2 separate regions of the Homo sapiens genome follow, and region 1 is linked to region 2. A link is a contact called in ENCODE Hi-C or POLR2A ChIA-PET data. All regions are on one chromosome and are shown on one strand. The core of a region is the stretch at or near the end of the contact, and the rest is flanking DNA. Distances in the headings are between cores, read along the strand shown. Region 1 overlaps KIF1B (kinesin family member 1B). Region 2 overlaps UBE4B (ubiquitination factor E4B).

Evidence for each region. Hi-C counts contacts between places; a loop is a spot of excess contacts on that map. ChIA-PET counts read pairs that join two places held with the same protein, here RNA polymerase II (POLR2A). Pooled maps may share reads with other maps.
Region 1: a pooled map shows a loop between it and region 2 (4-fold over the local background). The contact joins two enhancer-like sites. A Hi-C loop is called at or near these places in 2 of 50 pooled maps. POLR2A ChIA-PET finds 5 or more read pairs at or near these places in 8 of 52 experiments (GM10248, H1, HEK293 and 4 more).

The regions. Positions count from the first base shown.
Region 1 is chr1:10,252,557-10,255,394 of GRCh38, forward strand. The region is part of intron 2 of KIF1B (kinesin family member 1B); the gene reads left to right. Among named protein-coding and RNA genes, the nearest start is that of KIF1B, 43 kb to the left of the region's middle. Within about 2 kb of position 1,360, at least 9 of the 41 ENCODE cell types and tissues checked have a DNase peak (open chromatin) inside an H3K27ac peak, as active enhancers do.
Region 2 is chr1:10,168,494-10,171,270 of GRCh38, forward strand. UBE4B (ubiquitination factor E4B) reads left to right here. Exons shown (of 28, transcript NM_001105562.3): 25 at 2,645-2,777. Among named protein-coding and RNA genes, the nearest start is that of KIF1B, 41 kb to the right of the region's middle. RefSeq lists an enhancer at 2,051-2,100. Within about 2 kb of position 1,263, at least 3 of the 41 ENCODE cell types and tissues checked have a DNase peak (open chromatin) inside an H3K27ac peak, as active enhancers do.

The DNA.
Region 1 (2,838 bases), core at 110-2,609, 84 kb after region 2:
ACACACCACCATGCCTAGCTAACTTTTGTATTTTTTGTGGAGATGAGATTTCACCATGTTGCCCAGGCTGGTCTCAAATTCCTGTACTCCAGCGATCCTCCTGCCTGAGCTTCCCAAAGTGCTGGGATTATAAGTGTGAGTCACCGAGCCAGGTCATAAAGACAGTTTTTTTTTGTTTTGAGATGGAGTTTTGCTCTTTTGTACCCAGGCTGGAGTACAGTGGTGTGATCTTGGCTCACTGCAACCTCCACCTCTCGGGTTCAAGCAATTCTCCTGTCTTACTTAGCCTCCCGAGTAGCTGGGATTACAGGCGTGCCCCACCACGCTGCACTGATTTTTTATATTTTTAACAGAGATGGGGTTTCACCATGTTGGACAGGCTGGTCTGCAACTCCTGACCTCAGGTGATCTGCCCACCTCAGCCTCCCAAAGTACTGGGATTACAGATGTGAGCCACTGTGCCTGGCCAATAAAGAGAATTTTAAACAATGCCTACAGTGTGATTTTAGTGGGGTGGCCACATACATGTAGGTGTGCACATGTATTTCCATGAAAATGCCTTCCTGCCTTTAGCCTTGACAATGCTGCATATAGGGAATAAGCATTTAAATGATGGTGTCTGGGCTAAGAGTGTGAACTCTGGAGCCAAACCCTCCAAAATTGCATCCTGAATCTGCCACTAGCTAGCTCTGGAGCCATGAATAACTTATTTAACCTCTCTGTGATGGTTTATCTATCTGTAAAATGGGGGTAATGAAACATCTGGCTCATTGAGTGCTTGGGAGCATCAAATAGGTTAGTAGGTCTGGTGTGGTGGCTCACACCTGTAATCCCAGCACTTTGGGAAGCTGAGGCATGAGGATGGCTTGAGCCCAGGAGTTTGAGACCAGCCTGGGCAACATAGTGAGACTCCCATCTCTACAAAAAAGAAAAATAATTAGCCGGGTGTAGTGGCATGAACCTGTGGTCCCATCTACTCCAGAGGCTGAGGTGGGAGGATCACTGGAGCCCAGGAGGTTGAGTCTGTAGTGAATTGTGGTTGTACCACTGTACTCCAGTCTGGGCCTCAGAGTTAGATCCTGTCTCAGGAAAAAAAAAGGTTCGTAGACAGAAAGTACTTATGGCTCAGAGTAAGTGTTCTGTGAATGTTGGCTGTTTTTTAAATCTTGCATTTAATTCCTCTTTGGTTAGAAGTATACTTCTTTGCTTGGATTACCATTTGCATGTGGAGAGATGTTCCTTCTAGAACCATGTCTCCTTGTCACATGATTATGTACAGTGTGAGCTTTATTAATACTCTGTCAGCATTTGAGGTTGGAACATAAATGCGTGGCTGTACCCAGTGGAATCCAGCAAGAGAGAGAACTAAGCACCGTAGCAACTGTTGCTATTTGTGTACTGAGCAACAGCTGTGCGAGACAGATTTATTTTTTAATCCTGATCTCACTGATAGCCTGGGATGTGGCCTTGCCACATCTCAAAGGAGTAGATTGGTTGAGATATCCAGTCTTTGAGGAGATTTCATGACCACATGCCATAAAGATTCTGTTTCATTTCAAATATGAGGAGCTAAAGCTTTGTGTGTATGAGTGAGGGAGAAAGATTAAGCTTTAAAGCATTCATAGTCAGTCCCTGAAATATAGTGTGACTGGATTAATGACATGATAAATCACTTTTAATGTGGGTGGTGAGACTTCATGCATTTCAGTCAAAAAAGTAATTTTGCTGTAATGTGGTTCATTTCCAAATTTTGGCTGCTAACTTACCTAGGATGGATAAACATTATCACAGAGTATTTACTGAGCATCTACTTTATACCAGGGTCTTTTCTGAATACTGGTAACATGCAGTTAATTACACTCCAAAATGACTTAGTCTGTGATTCCACTATATACTACATTACATAAATACACACACACTAATCATTTACATACTTGTCAACCTTAGATTTCAGAAATAACACTGTATTTGTAATGAATGCTTCATTACCAAATGCTTTTCTGAAGTACATAGTAAGATCTTTAAAAAGAGCTTTCATGGCCAGGCGCGGTGGCTCACGCTTGTAATCCCAGCACTTTGGGAGGCCGAGGCGGGTGGATCACAAGGTCAGGAGATCAAGACCATCCTGGCTAACACGGTGAAACCCCGTCTCTACTAAAAATACAAAAAAATTAGCTGGGCGTGGTGGCGGGCGCCTGTAGTCCTAGCTACTCAGGAGGCTGAGGCAGGAGAATGGCGTGAACCTGGGAGGTGGAGCTTGCAGTGAGCCGAGATCGTGCCACTCCCCTTCAGCTAGGGCGACAGAGGGAGACTCTGTCTCAAAAAAAAAAAAAAAAAAAAAAAAGCTGCTTTCAAATAGTGGTTGGATTCATTCAATAACTTTCTAATTTTCATTTCTCTTTTTTTTCTTGAGATGAAGTCTTACTCTGTCACCCAGGCTGGAGTGCAGTGCATTAATATCAGCTCAGTGCAACCTCTGCCTCCCGGGTTCAAGTGATTCTCCTGCCTCAACCTCCCCAGTAGCTGGGATTATAGGCACACACCACTATTTCTGGCTAATTTTTGTGTTTTTGGTAGAGATGGGGTTTCACCATGTTCGCCAGGCTAGTCTCGAATTCCTGACCTCAAGTGATACACCTGCCTTGGCCTCCCAAAGTGCTGGGATTACAAGTGGGAGCCACCGCGCCCAGCTCCATTTCTGATGTGTTCCAATATTTCAGGGCTTAACGGGTGCCTTGAAATAGTAATGTGGGCCAGGTGCAGTGGCTCACGCCTGTAATCCCAGCAGTTAGGGAGGCGGAGATGCGCAGATCACCTGAGGTCAGGAGTTCGAGACCA
Region 2 (2,777 bases), core at 13-2,512:
TCCAAATGCCTTACTGCACTTTGTGCTTAGACAGTACATTGGATTATTCATGTTGATGTCATGACATATTTTTACCATTATTGATTCCTATATTTTACTTATAGAAAAAGCATAAGGTGCCGGGTGCGGTGGCTCACGCCTGTAATCCCAGCACTTTGGGAGCCCAAGGCGGGCAGATCACGAGGTCAGGAGATGGAGACCATCCTGGCTAACACAGTGAAACCCCATCTCTACTAAAAGTACAAAAAATTAGCTGGGCGTGGTGGTGGGCACCTGTAGTCCCAGCTACTCAGGAGGCTGAGGCAGGAGAATGGCGTGAACCCGGGAGGCAGAGCTGGCAGTGAGCCGAGATGGTGCCACTGCACTCCAGCCTGGGCGACAGAGTGAGACTCCATCTCAAAAAAAAAAAAAAAAGAAGAAGAAAAAGCATAAGGTAACAGCTGTTGACAATGGAAGGATATTAAGTAGAATAATTGAGACCGTGTAAAATCTTTGGCTCTCTTAGCTGTACCTTTGTTACACTCAGGAAGCCAAAGGTTAATGGGAGCCGGCCATCACTAGGGTTTATGGTGGATTGCAAATAGTCAGAATGTTTGTTCTCAACTAGTAAGACCTGGTTCCTATTTCTAAAATTGAAACTGAGCAGCATCACTGAAGATTTCTGCCCTGCTTCAGCCACCCCCACCACAAAGTTGAAAAGTTTTATGGTGTGGCCAGGACAAGGGTAGTGAGGAAGGCAAGACGGGGACCTAAGATTCGGTAGCCATTTGCCTATGTGGAGACATGTTTACTTTACAATGGAATATGACGTTACTGCATATTTCCCCTGATTTTCTGTATTTGCTCTTACCTTCGTTATGTGACTCTCTGTTATGTGACTCCTGTCATCAGCAGAGGCACTATTGCCACTCCCTGGCCTGGGGACAACTCTTTTCCACTCTTTTAACTTTCCACCTCATGTCTCTTCATAAACAGATTTCAGTGCAAGAGCCATGGAACACGAAACAAAACAGCTCAGACACTGGCCTCCCTTAAAAGTTTGCAAAGTGCAAGGCCATGGAGCATGAAACAAAACAGCTCACTGGCCAGACACTGGCCTCCCTTCAAGGTTTGCAGAATTCTGTGAAGGCCAGATAGTAAATAGTTGATTAATTCCTTTGTAACAAGGTCAACACCCACCTATTTTGTACACTTGTTGGGAAGACTAAGCGAAAACACACATAGAAGTACCTGGCATAAGGCCAAGCACGGTGGCTCATGCCTGTAATCCCAGCACTTTGAGAGGCCAAGAAGGGTGGATCACCTGAGGTCAGGAGTTCCAGACCAGCCTGGCCAACATGGCGAAACCCCGTCTCTACTAAAAATACAAAAATTAGCCAGGCGTGGTAGTGCATGCCTGTAATCCCAGCTACTTGGGAAGCTGTGGCAGGAGAATCACTTGAACCCAAAAGGCAGAGGTCGCAGTGAGCCGAGATCACGCCACTCCAACCTGGGTAACAGAGCAAGACTCTTCTCAAAAATAAATAAATAAATTTATTTTAAGGCCTGCTCATAGACCTGAGCCATCTGTACACTGTAGCCCTGTTCTTTTGGCCCCAGCCTGTGCCTGTGCCTGCTGTGATGTTTTCATTTCCTTTGCTACACTATTTACTATCTGGCCTTTGCAGACAAAGTGTAAAGGCATTTCATTTTGCAAACCTTTAAGGTTTGCATTTTCACCTTCTTTACTGACTAGCTCAGATCTCTCCTACTTCAAACAGAATGACCAACTCTGTCCTGTTATGACTCTTTTATTTCACAGCTTCTCAACAGTGAAATACAGGAGTACTCTGTGCAAAAGCAAATTCTTGAAAAGCTAAGTATATGTTGAATTTGTATAAATCCAGTTATTACATTTCATGAAAACCTTGTGACTTAAAGGAATGCTTTCGTGACTCCCTTTTATGGCCAGTGTTTAATGCTCTCTAAGCCACATCTTCCTGTTTCAGGTTTGCTTAAAACCATGTATGCCCAACCGTAGTGGGTACTGAGTCACCTTGTGAGATTACAGCATAGATTATTACTATTTTCCAGGTGTTTCATTTAAGTTTACTCTGTCTCATTGACTAGATTTAAAACTATTCAAGGCATAACTTTTATCTTCTTTCCTTGCATTACTTTGTTATTTGTATCTGATAAGTACATAAGAATGACACAGACTGAACTGCCAGGGGCTTTTAACATTTATGGGGAAAAAAGTTTATGAAATACTGGCTGGAAGAGCTGACTCAAAACTTTTTTTGCTCAGATAATGGTAAGATTTGTATAATTTTCTCTCTTTTACTTGTTTCTCAATGAATTTGGAGTGATACTTTTTTTAATTAAAAGCATAAATGTAAAGAAAAGTTTGGCTTCTTTTGGTATTTATAAATAAATATTTCATCAGCCTGCAACATTCCATTAAGTATTAGAATTATCAGATCAGAAATGGGGAGTAAAGTTGAAATATAATGTTGTCTTTCTTCAGCTTATGATACACAGCACCTGTAAGGATTCTTTGAAGATTAATCCAACCAATTCCTGTTCCTCCACTGAAATGGGAGTTTTTGGTCCTTTTCACTTGTCTCAACAGCATGAATTGTCCTATTATCCTGTGATTTCCTAGGAGCTTGGACCCCGATTGGCTGCAATGCTGAACTTTAATCTTCAGCAACTTTGTGGCCCCAAGTGCCGTGACCTGAAAGTTGAAAACCCTGAGAAATACGGCTTTGAACCAAAGAAGCTGTTGGACCAACTGA